Regions from separate parts of the Homo sapiens genome. Here region 1 is linked to region 2. The links are chromatin contacts, found by Hi-C or POLR2A ChIA-PET in ENCODE. All regions are on one chromosome and are shown on one strand. The core of a region is the stretch at or near the end of the contact, and the rest is flanking DNA. Distances in the headings are between cores, read along the strand shown.

What was found. A loop is a pair of places that touch in the nucleus more often than their neighbours do. ChIA-PET counts read pairs that join two places held with the same protein, here RNA polymerase II (POLR2A). Pooled maps may share reads with other maps.
Region 1: a map of CD14-positive monocyte shows a loop between it and region 2 (2.3-fold over the local background). The contact joins the promoter of LINC00607 here to the enhancer-like site in region 2. A Hi-C loop is called at or near these places in 4 of 168 maps with a recorded cell type or tissue (CD14-positive monocyte, Caco-2, breast epithelium and 1 more) and 2 of 50 pooled maps. POLR2A ChIA-PET finds 5 or more read pairs at or near these places in 4 of 52 experiments (A673, GM12878, HepG2 and 1 more).

Annotation. Positions count from the first base shown.
Region 1 is chr2:215,840,691-215,846,108 of GRCh38, reverse strand. It overlaps LINC00607 (long intergenic non-protein coding RNA 607), which reads left to right and starts at 2,573. Exons shown (of 10, transcript NR_037195.1): 1 at 2,573-2,783.
Region 2 is chr2:215,790,621-215,796,345 of GRCh38, reverse strand. All of the region lies in intron 1 of LINC00607 (long intergenic non-protein coding RNA 607), which reads left to right. Among named protein-coding and RNA genes, the nearest start is that of LINC00607, 50 kb to the left of the region's middle. Within about 2 kb of position 2,430, at least 8 of the 41 ENCODE cell types and tissues checked have a DNase peak (open chromatin) inside an H3K27ac peak, as active enhancers do; they include A673, CD14-positive monocyte and endothelial cell of umbilical vein, where a contact is called at or near this core.

The DNA of each region.
Region 1 (5,418 bases), core at 1,324-3,823, 50 kb before region 2:
CTCAAAAAGAAAGGTCGAGGGAGGGATGTTAAATGAATTTCCTCCCAGGAAACTCTAGAGGAGGATTACAGTAAACATGCACAATTTCAGATGAGGGACAGCTCCCTGAACTCAGGGCTAAAGGCGCCCACGGAGCCTTGGATGGAAACTTCAGGATAAGGCAATGGTTTCTGTGCCTTCTAATTTCCTGGAAGGAATCACTTTGAAGTTGTCGTTTCTGAAAGTGTCAGTTACATCCAGCTAACATGATTATTAGATACAAAACCAAAGGCCTTTCTTCACTCTATTGGAAAGAGTCATTTTTGCAGGTTTGGAAGTTGTCATTTCCACATGGACAAAAGATAGAGTGCTAGATTCTAGCTATGAGGGGAGGCGAGAGATTTGTGCTAAAGAAAAACCTCTGTAATGGCATTATTTTTTCTAGAAGGTGAGTTTTCTTTGATCAACAAATATACTGCTTCTGGGACAATGATATCTCAATTACTCCCCAGATATTTTCTGACACAGCTGCCAGAGCTGGCAGAATTTGAGGTGGGTGAACTCCCCCCATCCCTGTCCTCACTACTTACAGTAGCCCATATTGAACTTGCCTCATTCTGCTCTCTTCTGCTGTTTATGAAACCCATTTAGCGCTTAATTACACATTGCCTAGAACCACTGCCTGTATTAGGCAGAGCTCTTTCAGGCAAGAGTCAGGAACCCAAATTAACCTACTTCAGAAAAAAAGAGAATGTATTTGTTCACGTAACAAAAAGTCCAGGGGGTAGTTGATATCAGGCACATCTAGATCTTGGGACTCAATTGATGTGGCCAGGATTCATCACTTCTCCTAAGCTGCTTCTCCTCTATGGTTTGACTTAGGCAGGCTCTTGCCATGTGTTAGCAAGATGGCCCCAGAAGAAAGATCCTCTTTCATAAAAGTTCCAAAAATGGAGTTGATTAGCATTCATGGAAAGTTTAATATGTACCAAGCATGGTTTTAAGCACTTTGCCTTTATCGTCTTACCTAAACTGTCTCACCATCCTATGGCTAGAAATTATTTTCCCAATTTCCTACCCAAGAAACTGGAGCCATCAAAGAGCAGATAACTTGCCAAGTTCTTACACCTGGTAATTAGTGAAGCTAGGATTTGAACCCAGGTAGTCTTCTGCTTAACTACTATACTGTATTTGAATCTACTCATATTGGGTTGGTTTGGATTATATGCCCATCCCTGGGCCAATTACTGTGGCCATGGCTGGGATGCTCTGACTGGCCAGGCTTGGATCGCTGTTTACTCGTACACTGAACATAGGTTCAATTCTACCCAAAACAAGTGGACTGAGAGTGGAGGAGACATGTGTTTTCCCGAAGGGAAACCAGAAGGGAAAACAGATTCTGTGCAGAACAAATCATGTGATGTCCACTACACTGTCCATTGTTTCACATGTGTTGGTTTCCTCTAATAAGAGAAACATATAACCCAACATTGGGTACACATTAGATGTTGAATGATTGATTCATTGATGAACTATTCTTTTAGAGAGACGGATTTTGAGGTTAAGTAAATGTTCTTTGTTTTTTTTGATATGGGGTCTTAAGGCTCTGTTACCCAGGCTGGGGTGCAGTGGTGCCATCTTAACTCACTGTAGCCTTGACCTCCTGGGCTCAAGTGATCCTCATGCCTCAGCCTCCTGAGTAACTGGGACTACAAGTGCGGGCCACCACATCTGGCTAATGGTTTTTTGTTTTGTTTTGTTTTGTTTTGTTTTTGTAGAGATGGGGTCTTGCTATGTTGAACTCCTGGCCTGAAGCGATTCTCCTGCTTTGGCCTCCCAAAGTGCTGGGGTTACAGGCATGGCTACCATGCTCATCAAGTGGCTCTTGTTGAACTTGTAATATGTTATGCTTCTGGCAAAAGAACTGGAGATAAAAAGTGTTAAGTCACCATTGATTTCACAGTGGATCATTTTAGGGACCATGAGCTTGTTGCCCAGAATTCTGTAGGAACATTTCAAATGCCATATTTGTACATATCTAAGTGACTATCTTAGTATGCAATATGAGGTTTTCTAAAATGTCTATAAGCAAGCCAATATAGTGAACAATAACCTCACTATGTTTCATTTAAGAAATTCATGGGAAAAGACCTATGGAAGGTGAAGGGAGGAATTGTCGGGCTGTCAGGGGAAAGAGTGAAGAACTGTGGAATGAGCTCCCTGCCTGGGGCCAGGAGGAGGGCTGGGTAGTACAAGCTGGGATGGAGTGAGGGGGAGACTCAACAGTAGCCTAATACTGAAGTGGAACTTCATGTTCTGAAAGCAAGTTGGCTGTGTGACTTGGTTTAGTCACTGGCTGCCAGAAGAACCATGATGAGTAATAGAGGTGGAAATATGACACACTGGCAGATGGAGGCCGACAGGAATGCCACCACTCCATTCACTCATGTTCCATCCAGCAAATGAAGTATCACGAGCACACGCCAGAGGAACCAAATTCTCTAGGGTGAGTCAGGTATAGCTTTTTGAAGAGGTGACCTTTAAACTGAGACTAAAGACAAGTAGGATTTTACTAAATGAATAGGATTTTACTGAATCCAGGAATTGGAAGGAAAAGAAAACAGTTCTCTATTCATGCTAGTTAACTAATCAATTCAATATGTATTAACTGAGCACGCTACATGCTAGGCACTCTTCTAAGTGCAGGGGAGACAGCAGTGAAGAAAGCAGACAAAGTCTCTGAACTCCTGTGTCTTCTATTCAAATGGGGAAGATGAACAATGAACAGATAACACAAATAGAAGGTATGTCAAATGAAAATAAGTACAATGTTGAAAAATAAATCAGATTAAGTAAGGAAAGTAGGGAGTGCTTGGGAAAGATAGTGTTATTTTGTGCAAGGTGGTTGGAGAAGTTCTCTCAGAAGGTGATGGTTGAGCAGAGACCCAAAGGAGGTGAGAGAGTGAACCATGAGCCTATCCTAGGGAAGAGTATTCCAGGCAGAGGGAGCAGCTGGAGGAAAGATCCAGAGGTGGGACATGATGGTGTTTGAGAAACACACCCGTGGGAGCAGAGTGAGAGGAGGGAGAGTGGTGGTGGTACAATAAGTACTTTTAATGGGAAAAGAAGTGGGGGCCAGAGGATGCATGGTCCTAGACACGACCTGAATGCCTTTGGCTTTCATTTTGAATGAGATGAGAAGCCAGTGGAAGATTTTGAGCAGGTAGGCTACAGACGTGACCTGTCTTATATTAAAATATAAAGGATTGCTTTGCTTGCCATGTTGAAAATTTACTATAGAGGGGCAGGGATGGAAGCTGGGAGACAGTTTGGAGGCTAGAGCAGTAACCCAGGAAACGAGCATGGTGGCTTGGGTCATGGTGGTGGCAGTGAGTTGGTGAGAGGTGATGAGATCCTGGTTGTATTTTGAAGGCAGAGCCAGCTGGACTTGCTGAAACAAGCTGTAAGAGAAAGAGAAAGGAGTCAAGAGTGGCTCCAAGACTGACTTGAAGAAATGGAAGGAAGACCATTGTCATTTGCTGAAGTGGGAAAGGCTGTGGGAAGAACAGGTTTGAGAGGGAAGATCAAATCAATTTTGAACATGTAATTTCAAGACGCCTGTTAGACACCCAAGTGATTGGTTTCTGGACTGCCTGCCTTCTAGTTGTGGATTTTGGGAAGATGAAAACAGTGCTTCTGATCATCTCTGACTCTAGCACTTAAGAAACTGACATACATTAGGAACTTAACAAATTTTGTTCAGGGCTTGTATGAATGAATAATGGGAGATAAGATTGGAAAGGAAACATAGTGCCAGAACATGAGGGGCCTTTATTGGATGGGGAATGAGGGGCATTGAGGTTTTCCAGTAAGGCAGTAACATGGTCAGTGCTGAGACACAGGAAGACAGGGGAAGACTTACCTGGTAGGTGTCCCATCCTGCCACCAGCCCATTCAGAAACCTGCCACCACCAAAGAGCTGCACTCTCAGAACCTTCCTTTCAGTCCCAAACTTTCTTTTATTTTCTTTTATTTTTTATTTTTTTTGAGACGGAGTTTTGCTCTTGTTGCCCAGGCTGGAGTGCAGTGGTGCTATCCCGGCTCACGGCAACCTCTGCCTCCTGGGTTCAAGCAATTCTCCTGCCTCAGCCTCCTGGGTAGCTGGGATTACAGACATGCACCTCCACACCCAGCTAATTTTGTATTTTTAGTAGAGAAGGGGTTTCTCCATGTTGGTCAGGCTGGTCTCGAACTCCTGACCTCAGGTTATCCGCCCACCTCGGCCTCCCAAAGTGTTGGGATTACAGACGTGAGACACCGTGCCCGGCCTGCTCCTGAATTTTCTATTGTTTTGACTGGCAGAAGCCTGACAACACACTTATAGCTCTATAGCCCTTTGGACTAGGTGTTCAGACCAGGGTTTCCCTGAACTTGAGTCTTGACTTCCTTTAGCAGATAAGTTTATTGCAGCTGTACCCAAGTTGCAGCCCTGTGGAATCCAAGCCTTGTTTCTGGCTGCTTAGCCAGGCCGCTGCTTGACCTGAGGGGCATCCAGATGTGTGGATGTGTGGAGGGACAGGACAGGAAGGAGAAGGGAGGGAGGGAGAGGCCAGCTGCTGAGGTCACAGGGCCACAGACCCTGCCGGGCTGGCAGGAATGTCCAGAAGAGAGTACAGACTTCTTACAGAAGGAAGGAAGGAAAGCAGGTATACTGACATTGATTTGTTCCATTTATTTTGAGTATTACACATGATCATAAACTTTTATCACATGATAAATTTTGCACTGAACATTATTTCAGTTGATTCTTTATGAGCTCTAAACCCTTTACAATTTTTCTTCACGTGGACTTTTCTTCCCAGTAGGATTCTCACAGATAATTTTTCACAATCAGCTCTTTTTCATTTGCTCTGTGTGATGTTATCTTGAATAATGAATAGCCACACAGACTCAAGGAAAGTACATTTTGAAGATAATATTTCATTTTTTCTTTGCTTGTAAAAAAAAAAAAAACAAACAAACCTCACAAAACAAAAAACCCTAAACCTATAACCTTGTTTGGTAGTAAAAATAATTTGAAGACAATAGTTTATGTCACCCAGTAGAGAGATTGCTTTACACTTTTCTTAATACAGTATTCATTCATTTGTCATTTATTTCAATTTTTGTCTTTGTGGTTATTTTTACCCTTCCTCTTTTCAGTTTCACCTCAACTCTTGGCAGCTTGGTCAATCAGCAAAAAAGTCTGCAGGTGGGATCGGTGGGCAGTAGGTCTTAAGAAATCCACACAGGGTTGATAATGCTTTAGAAATAATCTAGAGCTGGCCGGGCACAGTGGCTCACACCTGTGATCCCAGCACTTTGGGAGGCCGAGGCAGGTGGATCACCTGAGGTCAGGAGTTCGAGACCAGCCTGACCAACGTTGTGAAACCCTGTCTC
Region 2 (5,725 bases), core at 1,181-3,680:
CCACCCGATAGGAGAAGTGGCCTAGTGCCAGGATTACAGTCACTGTATAATAGAGCCTGGGAGAGAGGGAGAGGGAGTGGGAGGAGGCTAGAGTGGGAAGAAATTTGCTTTCAGAGGTGTTCACTCCTCTCACTCTGTGATCTCCTGCCAATGACTCTCATTGGCTAAACTTAATAAAAGCCAGAGGACAAGTGAGCTGGAGTGATATGGTCCACAGAGCGCAGCCTCCCAGGGAACAGAAAGGGGCAAAGTGGAGAGTAGATCTACAGTACAAATACAAAACACCCAGCCCAATGGGCTTCCCTGCATGGCATTGACAGCGCTATAAACTTCAATGCTCTGCTCAATAGATACTTGCAGAGAACAGTGGGAAGAAGAGACTGATGGAATGGCATTGATCTGCTTATTGTCTCACATCTCCCAACATGCATCTTCATCAGAGTCCATAGTTCTCAGGTTCTTTAGGAATCGCATCTTCAGTGCATTAAGAAACTCAAAAGCAACTTTCAATGCTGTTTTAAGCCAAGGAAGTGGATGCAAAGATGTTAGCAAGGTTGATAGTGCTCTAGGAAACTGGTAGGGAAGAAGCTTTCTCTTTAAGTTATACGATGAATAGAGGGAATCTGCCTTTGTTTTGTGGATCATATCAGCTGTCAAATATGTGGTCTAACAATTGCATGCATTTAGAAGGCAGAGAAAAAATAAAATTTGCAAATGATCTCATTACACTTAGTGACAGAGGAATAATATTCTGCAATAAATCACCCAATACCTCACCATTGGTGATACTCAAATGCTTGAATAACAGCTCATAAAATAAGCTGGAATAACTAACTCATGCTGATGTATAAGCTGGTGAATAGGTAGGTCACTGCCTTCAGGTTCTCTCTTCCGTAAGTTTGGAGAGCAACCCCTTGGCTGGAGGAAATGATCAGGAATGACAGCATCATCAGGTTGGTGTGATTTTGTGCAGGCATTTGCTAGAGTTCTGCCAGAAATTTCCCTGATGCTCAGTGCTCCCACTTCCCCTCCTTACTATTTGTAGCTTATTTTTTCCTTAACTATTTTTGCTGTTTACTCTCCCTCGGGCTTCTACTCTGTGCCTCTAAAGACTCAACAAGGATGCTGTTAGCTGCTTTCTCCTCCCAATGACCCATAAAATCTTATCCTGGTGTCTGGTGATACTTCCCTGGCAATTATTCATTCACCAACACCACCTTCCACCTTGTGCAGGAAGGCCCCTTCTTGGCAAACGAAACTCCCACTTAGCACTTTACGGCTCAAAGTAGAGCTGCTGCCCCTCACCCTGTGCCTCCAGCCCCATCCAGTGGAATGTTTTCATGCTCACAGCAGTTTTAAGTAAGGCACAGCTTTTCTTGTCCCAGAAGGGTAGAAACGGGGATGGGTTAGAGGGATGTATTAAGCACAATTGCAATAAGGGCTTTGGAGCCTTCAGGTCCCAGGCAGGAGATCATATTTTAATACCCATGGCTAAAACTGAGCTATAAAACTTGGAGAAGATTGTAAATGCTTTGTTTTACAACACACATAACAAATAACAGCCTGACCCTTGTTAAAAAAAAAAATTCTGACAGTTGTTAAAACAGTAAGGAAGATTTTATTCAGGACTATTGCAATAGGTATCAAGACTATTGCAGTAGGGGAGAGACATTGGGTTCAACTCTGAATATAGCAAAGCCGTGGGGCATTTATATCCAATGAACAGAGTGAGGGGGTCCGTGAATGGAAAATTACTAAGAGGAGACAACGAAGATAGGGAAATTCTTCTAAAGAGACTAACAGAATTCTTGCTGAAGGCAGGCCAGGGTGATTAGATATCAAGGATAGGGGATTTTTGCTAGACTGACTTAGCAGAATTCTTGCTAAAACTGGACTAGGCAGGCCAAAGACAAGGCCCAAAGATGAGGCCTATTTGAGAAGAGGGCACAAAGAACCTGGTCTAAAGTTTGTTTACAGAGACAGTCTTTGTTGTTATCCTCTATGGTGTTAACTTGCTAAGCTTAACTTAGGTTTTCCAGCCCTGTCCCTATGTCAATGACTAAGCTTACCCCAAACACAAGTACACACAGTCTTCATTAATAGAAAGTAACCACTAAAAGAGAACAAAACAAATAAACCCACCTCCTACTGATTAAGCAAGCTAACTTGTAGAAACTTCTAGTTTTAACCAGCTCCCTCTCCCTCCTTTTCCTCCTTGCTTTGCTGAAAGTAAGTGCATTATTGCATTGTAAGCTGTGGGATTCTGCTGTGTATACTGTGTGATGTCAAAATATTTGTTCTAGGGTTCAAAGTGATACAAGTAAAATCTTTGGAGATGTGTGCTAGGTGACACAGAAAGCAAACCAGAGATTTCCTTGCAAATACAAACTCAGTGGCCTAGTGTGACTAAGACTTCCCATGCCTGGTTTGGAGTTAAGCCAAACCATGCTTAACACAAAAAGGAGGAACTCCTAAACTCATGTACTGCTCAGTCATTCCCCAAGTAACAGTCTTCACTAATCAGAGGGGTCTTGGTTTCAGCAGGAAGAGATAAGCATGTACGTGTATGGGTGTAAGCTGCTTTTCCCTGAGTTGCCGTTCTGAAGCCATAATGCACATAAAGAAAATAATTTAAATGGCAAAAAGTTTTAAATGGCAAAACTTGTATAGACAAAATAATCTACATTTGAGTATTTGACTTTTTAGCTAAGTAGATGCATTTATAGAAAATGAAAGAAAGGAAAAAGGAAATTATTGGGGCCTAGGGCATGATACCCCAAAATATAGCACCTTGACAATTGAGAAAGCCACAGAAGCAAGAAGGTCACTCTGAGCTTCTCCCATTTTTCTCCCCTAAAACATGGCCATAAATAAATTCTCGGCCAGGCGCGGTGTTTCATGCCTGTAATCCCAGCACTTTGGGAGGCTGAGGCAGGTGGATCATGAGGTCACGAGTTTGAGACCAGACTGGCCAATATGGTGAAACCCTGTCTCTACTAAAAACACACAGATTAGCTGGGCGTGGTGGCACGAGCCTGTAGTCCCAGCTACTTGGGAGGCTGAGGCAGGAGAATTGCTTGAACCCAGGAGGTGGAGGTTTCAGTGAGTCGAGATAGCACCACTGCACTCCACCCTGGGCGACAGAGCAAGACTCCATCTCAAAAAAAAAAAAAAAAAAAAAAAAAAGAAAAGAAAAGAAAACAAAAGAAAAGGAGTTCTCTGAACTCTCTTGCTAAGTTCCCCTCAGTTTATTACCACTGGGTCATACTCCCTTTTTGTCCAGTTGTAGTTCTACATGACTGCCCGTTCTTCATAGAACCTAAGCCAAAAAAAAAAAAAAAAAAAAAAAGACAAGAAAAAGAAAAAAAAAATCACAATTTTCCCCTGGTTTGAGGGTATTCATTTCTGAAGGCTCCCATGTCATGTAAAACTCTAGTTAAACAATTTTGTTATGATTTTCTCTTGTTAATCTGTCTTTTGTTATGGGGTGTCAGCCACGAACCTTGTCATCAGTGAGAAAAAGATAATACCTTTTCTCCCCTTCAGAATACGTTTCAACAAACCCAGCTTAATATTTTAGCAAAAATAATATGAATTTTATTTGGAGTATGTTGGGATGATGAAAATATTTATCCTAAATTATTTTAAAAAACTAACTTCTAAGAGAGTCTACTGAGGGATTCTGGAGAAATATTCTAGACCTTCATAGATTCAGAAATTATCTGACTTGGAAGGAGCTACATATATAATCTAATCTACCTCCCTCATTTTCAAATGAACAATTAGAAAGTCAAGGGAAATATTCTAAATGAGTTTTCAATAAGAAGTACCAGTCATACAGGCATTTTTTAATGCTCTGAAAATTCTGATGCCAATATTAATATTCAATATAACATTGTATACTGCAGTGATTTTTACTAGCAAAACTGAAAAGAGCTTAGTCTAGGAAAAATGCTTATTTTGGCACAAAAAGACCAGAAAAGTAGTACAGCAAAGGATGGATTCTAGGAGACTTAAGATTAAGGTCCCCACAAGGAATTTCATCAAGAACCACCTTACTCTAAATCTTTGAATTAATGATAAAAATAGCTCTTCTAAGCATCAGAAAAGGAGTACTAAACCACCCCCTTTTGCCTTAGATTGATCTCAGGGCACGTTTCTCTTTGGCGATAAATCAAATATGGAATATGGTAAAAATTACAGGGGTTGGTGATGCCTGTGGAAATGTTACATTTTGGTCATAATTTTTTATTCTAAATAATGGTTTATGATATTCCATTGAGACTTCTGTGCCCTATGAGTGAGGATAAGCCCCACACTGGAGTTTGTATACAACAATGAGATTTAGGATAGCTCTTTGTAAACAGGCTGGGAAAGAGGCTTATCTATGAATTGCTTTAGATTGAAAGAAAAAAGAAAAGTGCTGGGGTCTCACCCCTAATTCTTCAGCTTTGTTCTTCAGTGGATGTGAACTTAACCCAAGGCAGTGAAGCAGCAGATGTGATAGAGCACCTAAGAAAACAGGAAGCCCTGAGAGGCTGGGAGCTGATGAGCACATATTTGTCTTTCAGGAGAGTTTGGGGTAAATAAAAAGCCCTGGGCTTCAGGGGCATCTCCACCTCCTCTTCTGGTTGCCTTAGAGTGGCTGGGGAGAACATGAGCCAGTACAGTGCTGAGAGATTTTGCCGCTATGTCTTGGACTTTTGTGCTCAGAAAAGACTCTGGAGTCAGCTAGGATTCAGGTCAGGACTCAGCCCCTCCGGAGTTACCTCACTCTTCTCGGAGAACCTCTTGCTGGATCTGCAAGGCAGTTCATCTGACAGTGAGCCCAGAAAGCAAAATTCCATTCACGATGGGTTCAGTGACACACACCCGTGAGATGAAAAGAAGTGATGGGCTGAATAGGAAAGTCTGCATAGGTCCACTTCTTTCTGGCTGTGAGAATGGGGGTAAATTGCTCGACCTCATTCAACATCAGCTCTTCATTTGTCACAAAAATACTATTTTGCCTTACAGGATTGTTATGAAGACCAACTGAGCTTGTGCATGTAAATTGCTCAGCACAGTAGTGCCAAGGGTGTTGACAGGCCAGTGTCGTTCCCCTAGGCACAGCCTCTGTGTTCTCAACTTTAGAATGGCCAGATCACCTGCCCTCATCTATAGGGATGACTTGTAGCCACTTACTTATTCACCACACTGTGGAGCATGTCTTCTCCCATTCAAAGCCCTCTGCTAGTGTGTCAAATTTTGAATTGCTTAGAAGAAAATCAGTAGAAAACAAGTCCCTTTTGGCTTCCGTTGCTGTGCGAGCTGGTATTAAGTAGAAATCTCTCTTTGAAAAGTTAAATGACTCCTTCTCTGACACTAAAGACACATGATCGTGCTAATGTTTCAAATCTGTGCCAAGATGGCTATTTGGAAGACAACTAAATGTTTCACTGTGGTTTTGTATCTCATAATCAGAAAAACAACAAACCAAAAAACAAAACAACAAAACCAGGCTCAGCCATCTTCAGGAGGCAGCTCTGCTCCCAGCTCCCATGCTCTGCAAGAGAATTTTGTAAATCCATCTGCTGCAGGAAGTTAGGCAAAGCCATAGCTGTAGAAATTCAAAACAGCAGGTTTTAACTAAAGAATATTCTTCCTGGAAATGTACATATTTAAGCTGCTTCAGCAGAGCTGTCTCTAGCCCTAGGGCCCAGGAAAGCTCTGCGGAGAAGGGGGG